3 separate regions of the Mus musculus genome follow, and regions 1 and 3 are each linked to region 2. A link is a loop called in an ENCODE intact Hi-C map of the cell type or tissue named here. Cell type or tissue: heart. All regions are shown on one strand.

Region 1 (8,000 bases), 180 kb before region 2:
GCTGAATTACAACACCCACTTCCTCCACTGTATCTTCAAGTCTACCTACCTCTAAGGGAGAAAAAAAGCTATACTGAAGTCCTATGAAAATATTTAAAGCCTTTTTCAAAGAGATCATAAAATACTTGTTATGTTACTGGATATATATATATATATATATATATATATATATATATATACTTCATAGTAGCACTTGGCTTTGGGTAAGGAGTACTGACTAAAACACAGAAAGCATTGTTTCTGCTGAGGTTGAACTTTCCCCCCACGCCTCTTACTTTCAGCTTGTTTCTCAGCTCTGTACAATGGAGAAATTAAATTAATATCCTTGATATCTAATACCAAGACCCTAAAATTCAAAGAAGGTAAGTGTAAAGTCTAAAAAATAAATCTATCCAAACAATGCAGGGTTAAAATATTTACTACAACAAAGAAAACATTTTTTAAAGTAATTGTCAGCTGTTTAAGGTACATATCCTATAAACTTTCCCAGAACTGTCTTGGGGCCTTTTTTCCCCCCTAAGCATCATTCCTATTATGTAGCTTTTCTTATCCTTACATATAATGAAACAGAAATAATGTCAATAATTGCTGAATAGATTATATATCATTTTGAAATTTACAACATCCAAAAGTTTTCAGTTTGGAATTTTCAAACTAAGTATGTGTTTGGTGTCACTGCTGTATTTATTAATTTGTCATCTTTACGTTTGAATCTTTGCAAATTTAGTTTGTGTTTAAGAACAATTTAACTGAAATACTAAAGTAGAACACCCAACACATAATTTTAAATGATCCTAAGGGATTTTCCCAAGGCCTCTCAAAGCAGATACAACGGCCTACAAGCAATTCAAGCACAGCAATGAAATCCACTGAAACATTTAGCTGCTCTAAAAGAAGGATCAGGCTTCTTAGTAAAAAAAAAAACTAGATTGTGTGAGTCTGCAAAGTTTCCCACTTTCCCACTTCAACTCCATCTCAGAGAAAGCCTTTGCACACTGACACACTATGCTGTAACAGGGCACTTTGCTGACCTTCCAATAGTCCAGCTCTATGAAAAGTCTGTGATGGGTGTAACTTCAGAGAATCTGAAAAACACAAAAAGCATTAAGTACTTTTTATGCTGAATGAGAAAAAAATGCCAAGGATAGCATACATCTCTTACATAACTATTATGTATTTTTAAGAGCCTAAGCCCATATTAGTTTAGTCTGCAAAAGGAAGGTTGGGTTGCTTCTACACTGGTCTCTAAAGCTAAACTTAGATTTTGATAAAGCATTTGTTTCATGGAAAATTATCTAATGATTACTGCCCAAATGGTATTACTGTCTTGACTATTTTTAGCATCCAATTGTGCATTAGCCCTATTCTAAGGATCATCTCTTGATATTTTCTCTTCTTTCTGACACTTCAAACTACAATATTTCTAAGCTACTTTAGGTAATATCTGAAAAACATCCTACAGGATAGTGACTGCCAACTAAATTCATCAAAGCAACAGACAATGGCCTGTAGTCTATAAAGTCTAGCACCTTCCAGGGCAAACCACATCCCTCTGATTCACTTCATATAAATACATTAACACCAGGCTTAGTCCTTCTCTACCCCAAAGAGGTGAAATTTTCTGGTGGGTTTGTAAAACCAAAAAAATAGGAGAAATGCTGGATTTCTTGGGAAAAGGGTTCACCATGGTTTATTTGTAAAAAAAAATATAAAAGAACTGTCTTTAGCCTCCTTCCACTGGTATAAGAAATGAGTACAGATGGGGGCATTTTTGATTTGATACCCCTTGCAAGGGGAACCTGTTCTGACACATTCTTGTGGTGTCCAGTGTAGGAATTTAACCCCAGCAGAGATCACCTCAAGTATTAATGTTTTAGATGCTGGGAATCCCCTGCAGGCCTTAGCCAAAGTAGTTTTAAATGGGATTTTCTGTTCATTGCCTCCTCTCTGCACGAAGCCCTTGAACAGCAACAGAAGAGAATTTTTCTCAAAGGGCAGGACTGTGCCCGAGCCTGGTACTCCAGGGAGAGGAATACAAGTACTCCAAGGAGGGCATCCCTATCTTTGTAAAAGAGAAGTAATTAGAATGTCACGGAGGTGGAAAGAGAGAAAGAAGATTGGGGCCTTTTCCAGGCAAGAAGATGACGAGGAAAGGAAGAACGCCTGGCCGAGGGGGGCCGTCCCGACATGGGGAGGGAGTGGACTAGGCCGGGGAAGGGGGGGGAGTAGGACGACCGCGCACAAACAAGACCAGAGGGAGAAAAAAAAAAAAATGGTGACCCTGAGCTCCGAAGCCCCTCGGGGCCACGCAGCCCGGCGTGGGGCAACTTTGCCAAAGAGGAGAGTCCGGGGGACACGAGCCGCGGCGCCCCGATTCCACCCCCCCTCCCCGGTGTCCCCAGCAGCGGGACCAGTGGGGTGATTCCCGAGCCGGGGGAGGACTGGGCCGGCAGTCCGCCGAGTGTGGTGGAGTCCGGACCCGCCGACCGGCAGGTTGCGAACCTCCGGGACCGCAGAGGACTCTGGGGGGCGCGCGGACCCTAAGCCCCCCGCCGCGCCGCCGCGCCGCGCCGCGCTGGGGAGGGGGGCGCCGCTCGGCAGCTCCGGGATCACCCCTGGCCCTCCGCGGCCAGCCCAGGACTCTCGTGAGGGGCAAGCCCGCCCGAGCCCGGCCCCGACGGGGGACCCCCCCACCCCAGCCCGGGACTCCGCGCGCTCGCGCTCCCCGCCCCCACGCCCCACCCCCCCACCCCCCCATCTGACTCACCTCGCGAGTACAGGGACTTGGGCGATTCCAGGTCTAGGTCCGCGCTGAGCAATGAGATGAAGTCCGAGGGCATCGCAGCTCGACCCAGCCCGGCCCGAGGGCAGCGGGAGGGGGGGAGCGGCGGTGGCGGCGGCACCTCCTCTCCGGGATCCGCGGGCACCGAACCGGGGGCGGTGAGGCGAGGGCGGCAGCCGCTGCCTCCTCCTCCTCCTCGAGGGCAGTCACTTCCCACCCGGCCGAGCGATGAGAAGGGCGGCGGAGTGGAGGGAACAGCTCTGCGGAGTGGAGAACTGACTCCCGGTGAGTCCAGAGACCAGAAGCTTCGGACCGGGGAAAGGGGAAGAGGGAGAGCCAAACGGGTCCGTTTCGGGCTTCTCCTCAGCGCACACTGACGGCCGCCGCCACCGCCGGCGCCGCTGACAGGAATCTGAGCCCCGCCCCCTCGTGGGGCACTGCGCACGCGCGGAGGGGGGGAGGTCCGGGAGCCCGGAAGAGCCTGGCGGCCGGCGGAGGGCGGACAGGCGCGCCACGGAACAGCATCAACAAGGGCTTCGCTTCCTGCCGTCGCTGCTGCGGCCGCTGCTGATCCCGGGCTGGGAAAGGGCCCCGCCAGCCAGCAGGGAGGGTGGAGGGAGGCGGCCTGGCTTCTGGGGCCCTGAGAAGGGAAAAGATTTTTTTTTTTTTTTTTTTTTTTTGCCTCGACCTGGTGGCGGCGAGCCTGAGGCGGCCGGCCCTGCTCCGTGGTGTACTTAGGAGGACACAGACCCTGGGGGACCTGGATGTCAGCCAGGAGGGGAAAAGCCCTCCAGGGACTTGCAGCGATCGAGGCCCGCTCGCTGGAGCTCAGCACTGGGGAATGGAGTTCCACAGCTTGGACAGCAACCGGGCCCTTCGGGGTTTTTCATAGCAGTGTCTGCAGTGAGCTGGTCAAGGGGCTATCAGACTCACTTTTTAATTAAGAAAGGGCAAGCCATACTCACCACCACCACCACCATCACGAGTTACCAAGTTTTGTTTGTGGATTTTGTTGTTGTTGTTCCTGTTCGTGGATTTTTTTGTTGTTGATGATTTCTGTTGGCCCACTCTGGCCTGGAGCTCACTATGTAGATCAGGCTGGCCTCAAACTCACAGAGCTGTGCTTGCCCCTGCCGGTCAGAAGTCACCATGCTCGGCTATTGATTCTTTTTAATGAAAATATTTTCCCCCCACGTTACCCACCACACCAAATTTACGGCGACTGCATTTATTTATTTATTTAGACAGGTGATTTTGTTATGTAGGTCTAGCTGGCCTGCAATTCGCTGTGTAGATTTAGACTGGCCTCAATTTTAGGGCAGTTCTCCTGACTCAGCTTTTCGAATGCTGGGATTACAGAAGAGTACCACCATGCCTGGCTTTGATTTTTGTTGTTGTTGTTGTTTAAGTTTATGTATAATGATGTCTCTGATAGTGAATGGTCGAATTTACTCCGGAGTGGAAAATAAAAGACAATTTAAAAATGGGATCATGTGAGTCCACATGGCTTGTGTGTAATGCACACGCGTGCGTGGGGTAGGGGGAGAGAAGTAAGCAAACATACTCTTCCACACGGGTTTTCATTTTTTTCACTGTGCTAAGGGAGAATGGAGGGAAAACATGTAAATGAGATTTTTTTGGCTGCTCTGTTCTCGGGGGCTAAAAGTTTCCGTTGCAAAAACACATCCTCACCTCCACCACAGACTGTTTCCTGACTCTTAATAGACTTTTGGGAAATTTTTAATCGAGTTATTAAAATATCAATTTGAGCACAGGGTGCGCATCTTGGAAAATAATTTTTAATTCTGTGTGGGATTTTGATGCCAACAGCCACGTGGGCAGTGTTTTTCAGGTGTTAAAGATGCCTTGATGTATGTTACTGTGTCTACAAAGCTGGTCACAAATCCTAAAACCCTGCGGATGTACCCATATAAATCCCTAACAAAGTTTTGCCTCTGTGATTTTGGGCACTTTATTGTGACTTGGAATGCTGGAGTTGGGGAAGAGTCTCTGAGCAAGGGAGGCCCCAGTGCAGGCAGCTCTGGGGTGGGCCCTTTAGCAAGCTTAACCTACAGACCTAGAATTTACATTTGTGTTATCAGAAACCACCTATCCTTTCATCTGAACATCTGATACAGGCTGCCTGATTATCTTCACTGAATTCTTAGTGATAATTAATGAACCCTGTGAGCATTTTCATCAGTCACAAGGAAGGTTTTTTGAGCCACCCCAACACATAGCAGAGCAAAACAGGAAACTACCCTCAAAATTCTATGGCCACTGTACTCTGTTGTAACACGTCCCAAGGGAAGTCCCTTCATAGCTGCTAAGAGACCCGCTCATTTGATAAGAGAAGATTCAAACCTCCTATTGCCTAACACGCTAAGGCCAATTGAAATCCTATAGCTTTGAGTTGGAGTAAAACATTGGTTGGTGACCTAGCCCTTCCATTAGTCACTACATAATACATGAAGAGGAAATTACAATGGACCAGGCTGAGCCTCAGTACTGAGAAAGCGAGGTGAATCACTAAGCATAGTCCTTTCTCCAAACCTATGAGATTGAAACACACTTAGGGTATAGGAAATCCCCTTTCTGACCCTAGTTAACAAGTCAAGAAGGGCCAAGGCCTCTTCCCCTTTCAGCTCTTCTCTGCCCTTTACTCAAAGTTTTTCCATTATGCTTTCTGTTGATCAGATTTTCTCTGCTTAGAGAATAGCGAAGTGAAGAGGGATCCTCCAAAGTGTGACTAAGTGTGACTTGTCTTTGACAGTTAATTCTCTAGACTGGCACTCTGCAGGCTCAGGACCTACCACCCCAACAGGCGCTGCACTGAATACTGTGTGTGTGTGTAATATTTTTGAGACAGACTCTCTCTGTAGCCTAGGTTGGCCTACCTTTTCAGTATGTACATCAGGTTGTCCTCAAACACCCAGTGGTCCTCCTGTCTCAGCCTCCAGGTGCTGAAATTATATCCATGAGCCACATGCAGAGCAAACATTTGCTATAACTAAATGGATGAAAATTCAAAGCCCCTCCTTCAATGGATACATTCTTCAAAAAACTGTTTCAATTGAATCTTTAAGATGTATGCCTTATTGTATGCATATGTGCCTACTTGTGGGCAGATGCGCCCTGGTGCACTTTTTGAGTCAGAGGAAAACTTTGTGAGATGAGTTCTCTCCTTCCACCTTTACATTGGGTTTCAAGGATCGTTGAGCATCTCCCCAGCCCTGATTTAGAAGGAGAATTTTTGTTTCCATGCTTTGCAGCAATGTAGAAACCTAGATTTACACCAAACACGTTGGCCCATAACACAAACTCTGAAAGCAGGAGAATCGATGTGAACTGCAGGTTACAGTTTGAGACCTTGTCTCAAACAGCAACAAAAGCAAGCAAACAAAGGGGGGGAAAAGGTTTTCATTTTATTCTTTTCAGTATCAGTGACTTAACTCAAATAAGTCAAGATCGGTGATACATGCCTGCAATCTTGCCACAGAGGAACGCTGAGCGAGAATATTGACAAGTTTTCAAGTGAGTTCAAGGCCAGCTTGAACTATGTAGAGAGATTCTGTCTCAAAAACAAAACAACAAAAGACTACTGTAGCTCAGAAAAGTGTTTGCCTGGCATGGGCAAAGCCCTGGTTTCAATTGGCAACTCTGCAAACACATGTGCTTACAACCTCAGTAGAGGCAAGAACAGAGGTTCAAGATCACCCTTGTTTATATATAGGCCCAGGGGGATCCTAACCTAGGATACAGGAGCCCCTGTCTCAAGTAAGTAAGTAAATAGTGACCCGAATGCAGGGTGTGGGCCTGTAACCCCAACACTCAGGAGGTAAAAGCAGGAGAATCAGAGTTACATGGGATTCTGAATCAAGAAGAAGAGGAGGAGGAGGAGGAACAAGAGGAGGAGAAGGAGGAACAAGAGGAAGAAGGAGGAAGAGGAGAAAGAGAAGAAGGAGGAGGAGGGGGGTGGCAGCGGCGACAAAAACCCAGGTAGATATGGAGGTACCTGCTGTCACCCCAGTGCTTGGGAGACAAGCAGAAGTTCAAGACCACACTGAGCTACATGAAACTGTGCTTCCACACAGCAAAAGCAAAAGCAGCTGCGAGCGAAGGTGTGTATCTTTGACCCCGACACTTGAGAGGCAAAGCAAAGCAAGCAGATCTCTGTGAGTTCTGGGCCAGCCAAGACTACATATTGAGACCTTGTCTCAAAAAAAAATTTTTTTTTGATCATTATATACTTTGTAAATTAAACATGACTTCTGATCCTCATAGTATTTCCCTGGGTGTTCACTGATGTCTCAAATTCCATTCCCCTTTACCTGTAATTCATATAATGATATATTTTAGACACAACTCACTGTCAGTACTTCTTCATAAAACAGCCAAGACAAGCAAGAACGACAAAAATGAAATCATTTAAACATTTAAAATGTGGAAATTACTTCTTGTAAAAAACAAAATCACAATAGGTTCATGGAACAAAATGTACAGATGTGGCAGTGTGTATAGTTCTTTTATATTACGTCCCAATCAAATACCATATTCCCTAGTTATTTGATAATCTCACCAGAGGCAAGATTCAACTCCAAGTTGTTCAGATTACATAACAGAGCGGCAGTTTTTATATCAGCAGTGCGTTCTTTAACCCCTCCTGAACCCGCTTAGGCACTTGTATGAACAGTGTAGCCGGATGTACTGTAAATGAAAGAGGTTCAAATATCAACCACTGAAAAGAAATTAAATAAATAAACTCATACAGAAGAGAAGAATATGTTGTCACAAGACCTACAGAACCATTGCCCTTGTAATACAATTCAGGCTGTTAAGATGATTTTAGTCACACATATATTGTAAGGAACCTGGCTAAACAAACACAAAACCTGAAAGGAAATTTTCCAGAGCAATTTAAGTAATCGGCCAAAGAAAGTTTGGACCACAGGTTCATTTTGCCCCGCCCTGAGAACTCTCCTTTATAATAATAAAAGAGAGTCGATAGTGGTGGGAAATAGCAATGACCTCATTGTGCTGAAATTCCAATTAAATTTATATTTGGTTATGTTTATGTGTCAGTATCACACTGAAGACATGTTCTAGCAAATATTCCTGAAGGTGAAATTAGACCATACTATTTGCATCAGGTCTAGAATATTCCCCTATGTTCCAAAGTGTCTTTGTCTTATTATAACCAGACATTTAATTCTATAAA
Region 2 (8,000 bases):
GGCTTGGTGGCAGGGACCTTTACCTCATTCATCTTCAACAAAGTTTTAAAATAACAATTGATTTGTGGGTTTTTTTTTTTCCTCAGTTGCAGTTGACAGATTTTTTTTTCTCCTGCTGATTTATGATGAAAAGTTGAAGAAAGAGTCTCTGGACTAACTAGCTGAGAATGACTCCCAACACACTGTGGCACCAGCCAATGAGCAAATGACAGCGTCGCCTCCGTCCAGAAACTTCAGAACTGCTAAGCTTGTCGTCAGAGCTCCTGATCCCAGAATACCATTGCTTCTGCCTCCATCAGCGCCAACGAAACAGGTGTTTCCCTCCCTCCTTCTCCCTCTACACGCAGAAGAGAAACATAAATACAGCCATCGCTTCGAGAGTTATGGAAAAGGTGGCCTCTGCAGCCCTAGGAAACAGCTACCAAGGAATTGTAGTCGGAATAGGTTTTGAGCAACCCGGCATAAAGCAACCTGCCAGGTGCCAATTCTGGAAGCCTGCCTGATCTTATTTCATCCCTACGAGAATACAAGGAGAAAGGGACTATAATTATCCTCCCCTGACAGAAGAGAAGGCCAAGAACACAATGGGATGGTGGTTTGGGCTTTATTGTGCTTGGGAAGGGTAAAAGAAACCTGTTCTTCCACTCTTGGAGAAGCCGAGGTGGAAGGCAAGAGCTGGCAAGAAGGAAGAATTATTTCCAAGGTGACAGGGGACAGGGGAATGAAGTCAAGATCTCCCGAGTGTGCATGACAGACAGATTCCAGAGCCCCTGCTTGCTTCATAAAGCCAAACCGCCCCAAACGGAAAGAAGCAGCATTAACATCCACACAGCACAGTCGTAAGGGTCCTTCCCAGGTTACATCTCCACTACCTCTTTGCATCTGTAGCACAGAACAGAAAGCAAAAGGGTGAAAGGTCGCCAGAGAAGGCTTCCAAGGGAGGTGAGCTTGCAGCAGGTTCTAGAAGAGAGATGGACTGTCGGCTTGTGTATGCTTGGCAGACCAAAGAGGGTTTCAGATGAAAGAATTCACAGGCCCTCATGCCAAGCCTGAAACTGAAGGGCACCGGACACTGTAACATTTCAAAGCAATGCCCTTGACTGAGAATAAAGGAGGGGAGCCAGTGTTTGGGAGAAAACAGTAAACAAGCTGGCAGGAACAGGAAATGCTTGCAGAATAAGGTCACGTGCGGCCCCTCCTGTGGTTAAAGTTTTATGACGGTTTTAGCTCAGAGCTGAGGAGATAGATACCTCAGTGGATGAAGGAAGCCAGGTAAAGCCGGGTGCAGTAGTGCCCCTCTGGGAACTCCTACAGCGATACGCAGGTGAAGAACACAGGGGTCCCTGAAAGTCAGAAAGCCAGCTAGGCTGACACCCGAGCTGTCCTCTAACCAGTGTGCACAATTAAATGCTCAAGAGCTCACACCTTGGAGCAAAGAATTAAGGAAAAAAAAGAAAAACCAATCTGTAGTCAAGTGGACTGGCAGTTAAGATCACTCTTGCAGGGACCAGAGTTCTGTTCCCAGTCCCTACAGTTCTACATTTCTGGCAGTTCACAGGCATGAGTCACGCCAGAGACGATACCCTCACATACATACATGGTATACACTCAGACAAACACATGTATATACTCAGAAACAAAAACAAACCTCTTTCTCTCTCTTTTTTTTAATGAGTACAGTGTATAATGAAATTCATGTTGGACCAGCATGAGATCCCAAAGAACAGACCACAGCAATGGTGGGTGTACACGTATCCCAGATGTTTCTTAGGCGTGCCTTGATTATCTCATCCTGGGGACCATTCTGGGTGCTTAGGGCTCCCTCCCAGAGAGGGAGGTGACCTTGGAAACTGGGGCTCCTTTGCAGAGTCACTCCTTCCTGAAGACATCCCAGGAGAATCAAATTATAGATACAGGGCTGGCTGTGGTCTTATACACCTATGTCCCTAGCACTCAGTAAGCCGAGGCAGGATGGTCAGAAGTTCAAGGCCTGCCTAGGTATAGAGAGTTCAAGCCCCCCGGCCCTCTCCTCCCTGTCCAGATAGCTTAGTGATATCTCAAGAAAAAAATAGAAAATATAAATAAAAAGAGCTGGGGATGTAGTTTAATAATAGAGCCTCGCATGTAATAGACCCTGAGTTTTGTTCCTAGTACCAGTTCATACACACACATACACATGCACACACACACAAACACTTGCACATACAAACATACACACCCATACACCCATACATGTGCACATACATGCACATACATACATACATACATACACACATTCACACACACTTGCACACAAAAACATACACATACATGCACATATATACACACAGAAGAGATAGTATTGGGATTTTTTTTTAGCCACCTGTAAAAACAACATTGCTGTTGAAGCATGAAGGAAGCTGGAGAAGTACAAACGCCATGTGTATGTAAAGACATGTAGTGCATAATGCACATGCTTATACAGAAAGTGTTTCCTAGCTGGGCGTGGTGGCGCACGCCTTTAATCCCAGCACTCGGGAGGCAGAGGCAGGCAGATTTCTGAGTTCGAGGCCAGCCTGGTCTACAGAGTGAGTTCCAGGACAGCCAGGGCTAGACAGAGAAACCCTGTCTTGGGGAAAGAAAGAAAGAAAGAAAGAAAGAAAGAAAGAAAGAAAGAAAGAAAGAAAGAAAGAAAGAAAGAAAGATGGAAGGAAGGAAGGAAGGAAGAAAGAAAGAAAGAAAGAAAGAAAGAAAGAAAGAAAGAAAGAAAGAAAGAAAGAAAGAAAGAAAGAAAGAGGGTTTGGCAGCAAGGCTCAGGTTCCTGCTAGAGTGACCAGAGCTCCATCTACCCTCTCAGCCCCTCCCACAGAGGAGAACAGAGCGGCAAGAACAAATAGCTGTGGTTACATTTTAACTTGTGTTTATTTCTCTACAAGTGCTTGTGCTGTTTAATTTGGCCAGTCCACTCAAGATCCTTTTGTAAGTCTGGGTGTGGCTCCTGAACACTAGATCCACGACCTTTGCACACATGCTAAACATTTATAGATTGGAAGGGCTCTTTTTCTCCATCAGTGATCTGAGTAAGTGCCAATCTCCCCACCCCACCCCACCCCACTCCACCCCCAAAAATTAGTATTCTAAAGATAAACTGCCAATAAGTCATCCTGGTCAGCTGAGGGCTGTCTAACAGATAATTTGATAATCCAATTAATTTCAGAGGGCACTGGGGCTTGTTCCTTCCTGATGCTGATTTGGATTTGTAAAGGTTTTCTGGGTTTGCTTTTGTTTTTCATTAAGTAGGATTATCACTATGTTGTACTGGCTGGCCTGGAACTTACTGTTAGACCAGACTAACCTCGAACTCATAGAGAAATCTGATGCCCTCTGAACACAGCAAGGTGTGTGCACCACACCCAGCTAAAGTCTTACTTTATTTATTTGTTTGTTTGTTTGGGGTTTTAGAGACATGATTTTTCTGTGTAGCCCTGGCTGTCCTGGAACTTGCTCTGTAGACCAAGCTGGCCTGGAACTCTGCCTGCCTCTGCCTTTTGTACTGAAATTAAAGGTGTGTGCCACCACGTCCAGCTTAAAATGGGTTTGGTTTGATATGTTGTCCTTTGTTTTCTTAACAGATGCAGAAAGAGCTCTTTAAAGTGATTTCAGCAAATCTATAGACTTAATTTATCAGATGGGAAAACTGAGCTTCAGGGCAAACACAGGTTTTCAGGATCAATAAAAGAACCTGGAACATGTTTTATTTAACAATTCCTCCGGCATCTAAAGCTTTCTGTGGTGATTGTCTTTCGTTTCCCTTATGATCTGCTGGATGGTATTTGGGCCTGGAACTGGAAACCCGTGGACGCCAAGCCGCAGGTTAGTGCTGATGTCAGGGATATTTGAGAATCATTGCTGCCCCCTGCTGTAAGGAAAACAGTTCACAGGTTCCGGAGAGGTATTGAATTTTCCTCAAGGTTTACGTGTATATGTAAGTATACGTGTATGTTTTGTTTTAGACAAAGTCTCTTGTGACTCTGAACGGCCACTAGCCTCAAACTCACTCGAAGCCAAGGATTGCTTTTCACGTCTGGTTCTTCTGCCTCCATCTCTATAGGGTGGGATTACAGGGCTATACTGCCTTGCCTGGGTTCTCTGGTTCTGATGATGGATGTACTTTAGGTAAATTTTCTGCCAACTGAGCTACGTCCTTAGCTTGTCCTGGCTCTTTTTTTCTTTTTTCTTTTCTTTCTTTTTTCTTCCTTTTTGCTTGTTTGGTTTTTTGTTTGTTTGTTTTGTTTTGTTTGATACAGGGTTTCTCCGTGTAACCCTTACTCACTCTGTAGACCAGGCTGGCCTTGAACTCAAAGAGATCTGCCGAAATCTGGGATTAAAGACATGTACCACCACCCCCAGCCATAAAAAAGTAGCAATTTCTGAGGCTTTTTTTTTTTTTTTTTTTTTTTGAGACAGGGTTTTTCTGTGTAACCCTGGCTATCCTGGAACTCACTCTGTAGACCAGGCTGGCCTTGAACTCACTGAGGCTAAATTTTTAACACCATGGAAAGATATAAAGGCACAAGAAACTCTTCCCTGTATCTGTTCCACTTTCCTCTGCTAATTATCATTAATAGTCCTTTCTTTTCTTTGTGTGTGTGAATGTGAGCTGTAAGTGCCTGTGTATGCAGGAATGCACACACTCTTGCGCACGTGAACACACACACATTTTTTAGAAAGTTTTCCTATGTAGCTCTGGATTGCCTCAAACTCACCCATCCTCGCGCCACATCCTCCACGTACCAACATTACAGGCACCGGTTCCCACACCTGACTTAATTTAATCTTTTTAATGAAGAATGGGTCCAGGTGTTTAGTAATACTACCATTTCCAAACCTGCTGGGACATCGAGATCAGAATGTCCCAGGGAGTTTCACTGGAAATCCACAGCTGCCTTCTGTGAACTCCATTCTCATCCCCCAGTCAGGGAAGGAAACTGGAATCTCGACACTGAAGGGCGCGTCCACGGTGCCGGTGTACAGACCACTGTGCGAACAGCCATCCACCCTCCCGTTTCTTGCTACAGGGGCAGCTCCTGTTTCCTGATTTCCTGTTACTCACGGGTTATTCACCAGAGCCTTATCAGGGTGTCTGCACAGCACCAAGACCCTGTGCCTTTCTTCCAGACCCGGGGAGGTATGGTGTGGTGTGAATTTCGACACAGCCAAGGCGGTGTTGCTGGGGGTTAGTTGGTTAGTGTGGGTGTTGGCAGCCAGCTGGGGCTCGGGTAGGGAGCCTGTGTGTGGGTGAAACTCAGGAATCCTGTGGCACTACAGTTACAGAAAAAAATTTAAAGGCCCAGCCCAGGCCTTTACGAAGTACAGCTGAGTCTGACAAACCCAGAACCAGCCCCAGCTCTCAGATCTTCTGGGGCGAGGGGTTGGGAGGGGGCGGGATACAGTTCCCTGTGGGCCCTTCTAAATCAGATAAGACATAATGCAGATGAAACGCGGGTGGGAAACGCACGGTAGACAGCAGATTACAGTCATAAAAAGAGATGACAGATTTCATCGTCACTCATGACCCACCCAAATGTCACGTCCTCTGGGCTCTTTCCCTGGCATTTCCTGCCCCAAGTGGATGTTCTTTCCATTGTACTCCCCGACACTTGAAATCGAACAACAAAAGGAAAAAAAAAATACTACTACTGCTGCCTGAGGTTTCCTGGGTCAGAATATCTAGCTGCTTTCCTGTTTGATCTCCCACCAGTCCAGGGGTCCCAGGGAGTTAAAGGCCCACGGGCTGTTTAGTCACGTGGTCTTCACTTTTCTTTCTTTCTTTTTTTTTTTTTTTTCTTACATACTCAATTAGCTTTCTAATTTCTGTAGCCCTAGAAACAGACCTATACCCGGGCCTCTTGATCCGTAACAAAAGTAGCACTTCAGAAATGAGGGGTTTTGCTTTTGGTTTTCTATGTTTATGATTTTTACAGTGAGTTGGTATGTATCACATGTGTGCAGGTATCCATGGAGACCAGAAAGTATCATATTGTCTGAAACTGGATTTGCTGGCAGTTGTGAGGCACCGTGTGGATGCTGGGAACTGAACCCACCGTTCAAGAACAGTGTGCGTTCTTAAACTCTGAGCCGTGGGTCTGTTAGCCCCGGAAGGGGATTTTCTTAAAGAAGGTCAATGAATCCGATACTCATAGAAAAATAAAATGCACCTGAGCCCTGTTGTTCGCCATTCTCAAACATCAGAGTTAGATTCGATAAAAGGTTACACATGGGGCTGAGGCTGTAGCACCGCTGGTTGAATGCTTGGGTTCCAGACCACCACCGCAGAAAACCAATGTGGTGATGCCTGCCTGTGATCCCACCCATGAGGACTTGACACAGGAGGATCAGGAACTCTGACACTGTCCTTGGCTACAAGCAAGGCCACTTTGAGCCTTTCCTTTGAGGCAGAGGCAGACAGATCTCTGACTTCAGCCTGACAATATGTTGAGTTTCTGGCCAAGCATGGCCACATCTTGAGTCATGAGGATGGGGTAGGTGAGGGAGAGAGAGACAGTTCAGATGGTAAAAGCACCTTTCGCACAAGCCTGCCGATCTGACTTTCCATCCCTGAAACCTCATGGTGGAAGGAGAGAGCTGACTCCTGAATGTTGCCCTCTGACCTCCACACACACCACTGGCATGCTACCCTTTCAGCCTCTCGCTCAGCCTCATCTTTTTTTTTTTTTTTTTTTAAAGACTGTTGCTAGGGCAACAGTTAGTAAAGTGCTCGCCTTGCAAATTCAAAGCCTTGAATTAGATCCCCAAAACCCTTGTAAAAAGCTGGGTGTGACTGCAATCCAGGTGCTGAGAAAGCAGAAAGAGGTGGATTTTTGCTGCTCACAGCCTGGCCCAGTTAGTGAGCTCCAGGCCATCGAGAGAGCCTTTTGGCTTCTGGGATTGTCCTCTGGCCTCCACACATACCTGTATGCACACACACTCACACACACACACACACATTTTGAAATATTTTTATTACTTTTAATTATGTGTATGTAGATATACATCTTGGTGTGGGTATGTCATGTAACCATGGCACCATGGAGATGACCATGGAAGCCAGAGGAGAGGCTGTTTCTGATCCCCAGGGGCTGGAGTTCCAGCCAGATACGAACGTCCCACAGAGGGTGCTAGGATTTGAACTCGGGTTCTCGGCGAAAGCAGCAAGGGCTCTTAAACACTGAGCCATCTCTCCAGCCCCCTATTTATTGTTGTTGGTTGGTTGGTTGGTTGGTGATTTGAAACCAATCCTCTCTCTGTAGACCAGGCTGACCTAGCCTCCAGCTCAGAGATCTCTTGCCTCTCTTTCCAGAGAGCTGGGATTAATGGTATAGGCCTATACAAGCCACCCAGGGTCTCAATACTGAAAGAAGAAAGTGGACAGGATCTGTAAACTATCTGTAATTGACACCCTCTGGTAAGGGGGAAACAGTTTTCTCCAATGGAGCTTTATTTTTTTTTTTTTTTTCCAACCCCCCACCCCCCGGAGCTTTATTTTATATATCAGCCCTCAGAGCAGTCCCAAGCCTTGGAGAAATAAGCCTTGGAGTATTTTTGTGAACTTTTTGTTTCATTTTACTTTGTTTTAGCTTTTTTTTTCTTTTTCTTTCTTTCTTTCTTTCTTTTCTTTTTTTTTTTTTGTCTTATTGGTCTTCCTATTTATTTTGATTTTCATTGTGTGTGTGTGTGTGCGTGTGTGTTCTGTGAGGACTTTTGTTCTTGTTTCTTTGGGTTTTTGTTTGTTTCTGAAAAAGAAAGATAGAGAACAGAAAAATAAAGGCAAGAAGGCAGTAAAGATCTGGGGAGGGATTGAGAGAAGGAAAAAAATGATCAAAACATGTTGTGTGAAAAAAATTTTTAACGAGAAAAGAATTCTAAAAAAGCATATGCTACCACACCTGACCCCATTTACATTTTTATTATCATTTTAATATTTATACTTATTATATTTTTGTGGGTCTGAGTGTTTTTGC
Region 3 (8,000 bases), 68 kb before region 2:
CTCTAGCCACAAGAATTAATTTTTCAAAACGCATATAAAGCGACTCAGCTGAGCAAGCTTTGAACTACACAGATCAGACATCTAGCTAGAAATGCTGTCAAATGTATGCTACCCATCACCAGATTGTAATAAATTATGTGGGGTCTTCTTACCTTAAACTTTTGTAAATGGAGTCACAGCCTTCTCAGATTATTGTGAATCAAGCAAGATTTGTCACGCAACTATCAAACAGCAGGAAGAGTGCCTTGATAATGAATTCCTATTAGCATCAGGATTAAACATTGGATTCAAATGCTGGCATTAAGAATGGGGCTATCCCTTCCTGTGACTAATCCTCGATTCCTGTTGTAGTGGAATCGCCGGGGCCTAATGAGTGATCTACTCTGACCTGATGTTGGTCATGCGAAAAGGCTATCAGTGTGTGAGAGGTAATTATAAAATGGCCTATTTCCCTTGCTTCACACAGTCACTAGAACCTCAACCTCTGTGTATAAATTTCCCCAACAGTTTAGCTAGTTCCAAGGAAAACAATCAACTGAAGCCCAGCACTGCGGACAATAAAACATTACCTCATGTTGGCTTTTCTTTACTGGTAGAAAGAGAACTCCAAGCTGTTTTCTGCTTCCCACTTCATATCCCCTAACAGGGCCAAACCAGGATGGCTATATCTCTCAACTATCAAATGAGAAATCCACTTCCAACAAAGAACCCTAGGGAGCCACCGCGCACCCTATCTTAGGTTATACGAAATGTTAGCAGAGGCACCGAAGAACATTGTGCACCCCAACTGTCTTCATCCACAACACCTAAGCAGCACAGTACCCTTTCCTTAAAAACAAAAGTCTTATAAAAAAAAAAAAAAAAAAAAAGCAACCGTAGTCAGGACAAGAAAAGGAAAACAGTATCTTTATTGTGTAGTTCTAACAAACATTCACTGTGTGCACATTCCAGTAGAAAGAGACAAAGATCTTTGTTCAAAATAAGCTGAAACCAAATAGGTAAACAAACCCCATCGTTGAATTCACAAAAGGAATGTAGTATTAGCCACTCAGTTGAGGGTGCAGGAAAAGACAAGCCAAATAACCGAAAGGAGCGTCTGCCCAAGCAGCTGATTAGACGAGGCAGGCGTGGGCAAGGAGTGGCCCCTGCCATTCATGAGTAGGACACTGGGTGTAAGGCAGGTGACTGGCACACCCCTGCTTCTTCAGCCTCCCTCCTAGACCACTCCCACAAATCCCAAAGCTGGCCAAATGTGACGGAGCTCCCCGTTACTTTTGGGATATTTGGCAACTGAATCTCACAGCTTCAACCCTTCGGTTTCTCGTTGAGACAAGACATGTCTGAGTCCACTTCCCTTGGGGTAGGAGGCAATGAACATTTACGATCCTTGCTTCAGTCATCTCAGGTCGACTTCAGCCGGACGGGCATCACTGGAGACAGAAGCATGAGTGCTGCATGTGATGACACACCTTGCTTGTAAATCACTTTCCACTGCTTGCCATCAGCACTTAATGAGCACAAACCCTACACCGTGAGCCCCGATGGCAACTGCTGGAAGAGCCAGCCAGCTCAAGTGACAGCTCTGGACAGACTTGTCTCTGCTTAAGTAAGTCCATACACTGTGTGCTATTGCTTTCTGTACATCACTCAGTGATGAAAACCAGCTCCCAGGGCTGGGTAGAAACTTTTAGAGAATGGGTGTTAACACATTTTATCTGGGTAGCACAAATCTCTCATGTTCACCTGCCATTACCTGTATATGTGGCAGCAGCTGGTCACCTCAAGAATAAACAATCAAACCTGCCCACGCCCACAGGTCAGGAGGTGCTGTCAGTGGATAGGAACTGCCTCCTCTTGGTCTTAATGTTTTTTCATGACCCTCAAATGTCCAGGCTTCTTTGACAAGTTTAGACTTTTAAAAGTACACCTGTGCACATGTTGTGTTGCTTTGCCGTTTACGGAAAGCCTTGACAAACGATCACCTAAAACCTACCTTTCCCCTAGCTGTTTATGTAGGCAACAGGATTACAACAAGTAGACCTGAACAGAATCTCATTATGTAGCTTTGGCTGGCTTGGAGCTTGCTCTGTAGACCAGGCTGACCTACAACCCAAGAGAACTGTCTGCTTCTGCCTCCCAAGTGCTGGGATTAAAGATTTAAAAAAAAAAAAGCATCCTTTTTATATAATATAAAATGACATTACATTATCAGTAGTTCAAAAGAAGCCCTGGGTATTGACGGATTTCATGGATCGCAAAGACAAAAGTATGAAAATCTTTTCCTTCTGGCTCTCGGGAGAAAAAGCTCAGCTATAAGAAGCTGGGAAAGACACAAATGTGAAATAGAAAAAACGGCTTTTGGTATTGATGTTTACTGTAGAAATATCAAAACACCGATTCTACTTAAGAATACAGTTCTTTTATTTGGTGGAGTGGTTGTGACATGGTCTCTCTATGTAGCCTGACTGTCCTGGAACTTACTATGTGGACCAGACTGGCCTCAACTCAGAGATTCTGCAGCCTCTGTCTCTCCTACATCGGGATTAATGGTGTGCACCACCATGCCCAGCCGAAAATGCAGTTCTTTAACATTTCCTACAAGCCAGATGTTTTTCACTAGGTGTCCCATCAAGTTTGGAGTTAGCTGGGACGCTCCTGTCCTGCACTCAATGTTCCTTTGTTCTTCCCTTCTACCCAGCATACTCCATGTGACTTCGCTATCCCAGCATGCAGGTCCCGGGCTCCCTGCACACAACCTTCCCTGCCTTTACCTGGAGATGCGCGCCGCATGCCGCTTTTGTTACAGACTAATTACGCTGTCAATCTATGACACAATATTACAGACGTTTCTAAAGACGAATGGTTGATTAAGTCTTCATCTCTGACATAAAAGTCACCTAGAAATCACTCTAAAATATCATATTCAAGTGTGTAAGGAAAAGGTTAATGTTATTTTGATGAATTCTGAATTCATTCAACTGCTAAATCACAGGATACGAGTCCTGGACTGAACTTTTTAAAAAATAGTTTACACGGGCAGACTGGTTTACTGTGCAGTTTCCTGTCCTGTCAAGCCCCTGGCAAGCTGGAAGGGAGGCAGGAGGACACTTCCCAACATCTCTGGTCCTGCTGGAATCCCATGGTTTCCTGCTGGATGTGACACCAGCCCAGAAGCTGACTGGTAATGAACAAAGATGTGAAGAAAGATCATAGAAACTAAGAAACAGCTGGGTACTGTCAGGCACTGCCACAGGGAGAGAGAATACAGTCAGAGGTGCCAGGAAAATGCCTGGACCAACGAGAGAAGGAATTTTAAATGACTGCCTACTTTCCAGTGAAATTCATATCCAAGAGGAAAGAAAGCTTCCAGATTTATCATTACCCTCAATAGAAAGTAGGACAAAACCAAAAGTTGGCGCCATGGAGGTAAAACCCAGATGAAAACCGAAGTCTCTTGGCATGGTCTCCCAATCTGAAGGGGCATGCCGGACAATGACATTTACATCTAAGTTATTTTACTGAGATAAACATAAGTTCAAACTTGAGTCTTGTACTTTAAGACAAGGAATCAGAAATTTGCTAATCGGTAAAGAAAAACAGCAGAAAGGCCTTTGTGAAGCCCCACGGACCGGAGAGAAGTGTATAGAAGGTAAGCACACACACACATCTTTCACTGGTAAAGACAGCCAGGGTGGAAGATGGTTAGAAACCAGTGTCAGACCAGAGAGCGCATGTTGGTCCCTTTTTAAACTGCTCTCCTGTAAGTAGTGTTTGGTTCTCTTTGTAAAAGAGATTACTCTGAAGTCAGTCCTTCTTCAGCTCTTAGATTCCTAAGAAATCAAAGGGATGCACACTTTGTGAAGTATTTTGGGAAAAGAGGCGGGACTTAGAGACAGGAGGAGCCATCAGCTACACTGTCTGGAGGGGGCAGGGGTAGATAGCCACTGTTGCTGTACTTCATTTTTAAAAATAACATCTGGGGTGTGTGTGTGTGCGTGTGTGTGCAAAGACCATAGCACACATGTGGAAGTCAGAGGACAACTTTTGGGAATCGGTTCTTTCTATCCTGTGAGTGCAGTGACTCAGACACAGGTCATCAGGCTTCGCGGCAATTGCTTTTATCCACTGAGCCATCTTGCTGGCCCCTTACTTCTAACAATCATAAATAAGATCATCTGGCAGCTGTGTTTGAAATAAGATACACACAACTTCATGAATTAAATCCCTTATGATGAATGACAAAATTAAATCAGAATTAAAAAAATAAATTTACTTAAAAAGAAAAATGGGAAAAGATTCATAACCTGACTGCTGTTCCCTTAACTATATCTACTATGAATTCAAATTATGAGAAATCATGTACTGTCCCCAAAGGCCATGTCACTACAACATAGGAACTCTAAGTCATTGGCATCAACTTTTGAAATGAAAGGAAGGAGTGGGAACCAATGAGAGAAACCCTGGCAAGGACACAGAGTGAGCAGGTGCTTTGGGCGTCAGGCTCTGGCGGATGAAAGACTCTGGTCGTACACTGAAGGAGGATAGATATCTGGTCAACCATCTTGGCTCCAAGGGGAAAGAAAACAACTGGCAGGTTCCAAGGAGGGAACACCCTGCAGCCTCCACACAAGTCTCCTCCTCTCATCGCAGGAGCACGTGCTCCGCACTTCAACGAGGTCTCCTCAGGAGGATTTGCTGTCAGCCCAGAAGTGACGATACAAGAAACCTATAAGAATAGCGCCCACGATGGGGACAAACCAATACGCCCAGGAACTGGAAAAGAAGGAAGAAAAAGCAGTATGTTAAGAATATTCTAAGCAAATAATTGAATGTTTTTCAGCGCTTATGTTTAATATACATGAGACAGGGGTCTTGATTTATCTTGATTTTTCTCTTAATTTAATTGCTTTTACCATAGAGTATTTGAAAGGAAAAACAAAGCCAAGTCTACATTTATTTGTGTATGTGCAAACAAGTGCCCAGGCATGATGTATTTGTGGAGGTCAGAGGACAACGTGTAGGAGTTGGTTCTCTCTTTCTAGCACATGAGAACTTAAACCAGCAGACTTGGCAGGGGTCTTCTTGTTAAGCTAACCTGCAGGGCCCTAAAGAGCCCCTTTAAAAAAAGATGCTAAAAATAAAAAGAATCTGATATGCAAGACATGGTTGTGTGCTTTTAATCCCAGTACTCTGGGGGGCAAAAGCACGTAAATCTATTGAGAGTTCAAGGCCACACAGTTGACACTTCTCAAAAAAAAAAAAAAATTCAAAAAAAAAAAAGGATGTAGCTTAGTGGTAGAGGACTTTCTATCTATCTATCTTATCTTATCATGCATAAAGCTCTGACTTTGAACCCTAGCACCACAACACATCAAAAACAGAATGTGGGACTGGAGAGGTGGCTCAGCGGTTAAGAGCAGGGACTGCTCTTCTAGAGGTCCTGAGTTCAATTCCCAGCCACCACATGGTGGCTCCCAACCATCTGAAATGGGATCTGATGCCCTCTTCTGGTATGTCTGAAGACAGCTACAATATACTCATATAAATAATAAATAAATAAAACTTAAAAAAGAAAAAAAAATCCACTGGCCAAAAACAGAATGCACAATAAGCTGTCAAAACATATATACAAGCTGGACACGGTGGTACATGCCTACACGGTACAGCCTCTGGAGGCTGAGGCAGAATTGCAGCCACCTAAAGACTATCCTGGGCTACTCTGTAAGTGCCAGCCCAGCCCCAGCTATGTATGCATCAAGATGCTGTCAAGCAAGCAAACAAGAACAGCAAAAAAGGAAACAGATACATACGTACACACAGCCCACAATCACGGAATTTGGATACGGAGGCAGGAGGATCCAGAGTTTAAGGACTAGGAAATAGTTATTTAAAGTACTTGTTCAGGAAATTAATTGTGATCCCAGGACTCAAGTAAAAATTCAGGGTGCAGTGGCTATGCTTGAAACGTCAGTGCCGGGGAATAAAGATGGGAAGATCCCATGCATTTGCCAGCCTGGCTGAGCTAGTATACCACAGGACAGCGAAAGGCCATGTCTCAAAGGAGACAGTGTTCCTGAGAATGCAGGCAAAGACACATGCACTTAAAAAAAAGTTTATAGTCACTCTGGTGTTTCAAAAGATAAATAAGACATACATACATACATACCATTCTAGGTGTTTTTATATAGACATTGTTATTTCTGGGTTATGGGGTTATAGCTATTAAATTTTGCCTTTCTGATTTTCTAAAATAAATTATTATACTACAATATCAATTTTTATGTGTATGGTGCTAGCAGCAGGATCCCTTGAGGAAAATAATAATTCCATATAGATTTTTGTATTATCTATCCTATTACAAGTTTAGAAGCAATACTATCCATCCATAACCAATATTTCTCTTTCCTACCAAGGAAACCACATAGCCCTTGCATCCGAGTAAGAAGCTGGTGATGGAGTCAGGTGGCCAGACTCTCAATGTGCAGTTTTGTTTTGTTTAGGGTTTATTATTTATTTAAAGTCTATGAGAGTTTTGCCTGTATGTATGTGTACCATGTGGGTTTGTGGTACCCTCAGAGATCAAAAGAAGGCATCACATACCCCTGGAACTGAAGTTATGGATGGCTGGCTGTGAGCTACCGTGTGGGTGCTGGGAATTGAACTCAGGACCTCTGGAAGAGCAGTCAGTGCTCTTAACCACTGAGCCACCTCTCCAGCCCCTTAAACCACTTCTTTACAGAGTTTACTAGCTCTGCCTGGCTTGGACTATGAGGCTTTTTATGACTCAAATGTCCTGGTTGCCCCTCAACTTAAGACATATTCAGTTTTAGTATGAAAAAGTTCCAAGCCAATAAAACAAGCTGAGATTGTTAACAAAAATCCTCTCTTTGCCTAACCATATTTACCATAATGTACAAGGAAGGACGGTGGCAAGCTACTCTCAACAAGTGAGATGGCAAGCAGGCAGCTCTGCTTAAAACGCAAATACGCATGCACAGCAGAAACTATGGCACACGGAAACTTCTACGTAATTGAGGCTTCCTGAAGAGGAACCATGAAAGAGTTGGGTCCAAAGATAGGACCCTCAAGGAAACACTGAAGAAAAATTCTTCCAACCAAGAGAGAATGGTTGCCACCAACTTTCCTTTTGCAGTGTTTGTCACTGTGAAGACCAACAGGAACTGCACTTCCAGTGCACTCAAGGAGACGGAGCACCAGTGACTAACTCTGTGTCAGACAACATTCTCTTCTCGGAGACATATCCAGGTTATTGCAGATAACTGTGATTTGTTAAATTTTTTTTGCTTAGTAATATTTTATCATATGACTTTACTAGAACTCATTATTGAATATATGAATTTCCCTAATGTTTGAATGTCTTGAAAAATGTTGCTATAAGCATTCTTTTTGTCGTTGATTTGAGAGGACCTGGTAACTTCAGCGTGTATCAGCTGAACTGATACACATCCACCTGCCTGTCTCCCACGTTCTGAGATTAAAGGTGTGTGTCACTGCACTTGAGGAAAACTTAAAACTTTATAATTTATTTAGTTTATGTGTATGGGTGTTTTGCCTGAATGCATGTGTGTGCACCACATGAGCTCCTGGTGCCCTCAAAGGTCAGAAGGTGTTGGATCCCCTAGAACTGCAATTACAGCTGGTTGGGAGCTGTCAAGTAGATGCCAGAACTAAGCCTGGGTCCTCTACAAGAACAGCCCACGTCCCTTACCACTGAGCCTTCTCTCCAGCCCCAGCTATAAACATTCATGTATCTATTTCCTTGTGCTTTTCTTTTGAGCAATAGTCTTACTATGTTGCCAAGGGTGGTCTCAAAACTCCTGGGTCAAACAATCCTTTACAGCAACTGGAACCACAAGGCGGGCACACTATGCCCAGTTTGTGATATGTTTCTATTACAAGTCCCATAGAAGTGGAATTGGTAGGTCAAAAGTTATTCATAGTGTCAGTTTTACTAGACACTGCCAAAGTGTTCTCAAAGG

What was found. A loop is a pair of places that touch in the nucleus more often than their neighbours do. Peaks named below come from ENCODE experiments on the same cell type or tissue, not always from the same donor. Only the 100,000 strongest peaks of a DNase experiment are listed, where the experiment ranks them.
Region 1: a loop joins it to region 2, with 2.9 times the contacts of the local background. A loop is called at or near these places in 4 of 42 quality-filtered maps.
Region 3: it touches region 2 in a loop (4-fold over the local background); 14 of 42 quality-filtered maps call a loop at or near these places.

The regions. Positions count from the first base shown.
Region 1 is chr8:107,288,666-107,296,665 of GRCm38, reverse strand. Nfat5 (nuclear factor of activated T cells 5) reads right to left here and starts at 3,196. Exons shown (of 15, transcript NM_018823.2): 1 at 2,768-3,196; 2 at 1,032-1,085. The coding sequence starts at 2,840. In heart, CTCF peaks have their summits at 3,349 and 3,958; DNase peaks (open chromatin) are centred at 2,355 and 3,275; H3K4me3 peaks cover 2,912 bases; H3K27ac peaks cover 2,742 bases.
Region 2 is chr8:107,112,102-107,120,101 of GRCm38, reverse strand. No RefSeq gene overlaps it. Among named protein-coding and RNA genes, the nearest start is that of Gm39240, 8.0 kb to the left of the region's middle. In heart, CTCF peaks have their summits at 799 and 3,905 (motif pointing left); DNase peaks (open chromatin) are centred at 3,861 and 5,471; H3K4me3 peaks cover 675 bases; H3K27ac peaks cover 1,977 bases.
Region 3 is chr8:107,180,351-107,188,350 of GRCm38, reverse strand. Cyb5b (cytochrome b5 type B) reads right to left here. Exons shown (of 5, transcript NM_025558.5): 5 at 881-4,773. The coding sequence ends at 4,683. Among named protein-coding and RNA genes, the nearest start is that of 4930517G24Rik, 21 kb to the left of the region's middle. In heart, a CTCF peak has its summit at 5,513 (motif pointing left); no DNase peak of the experiment used is centred here.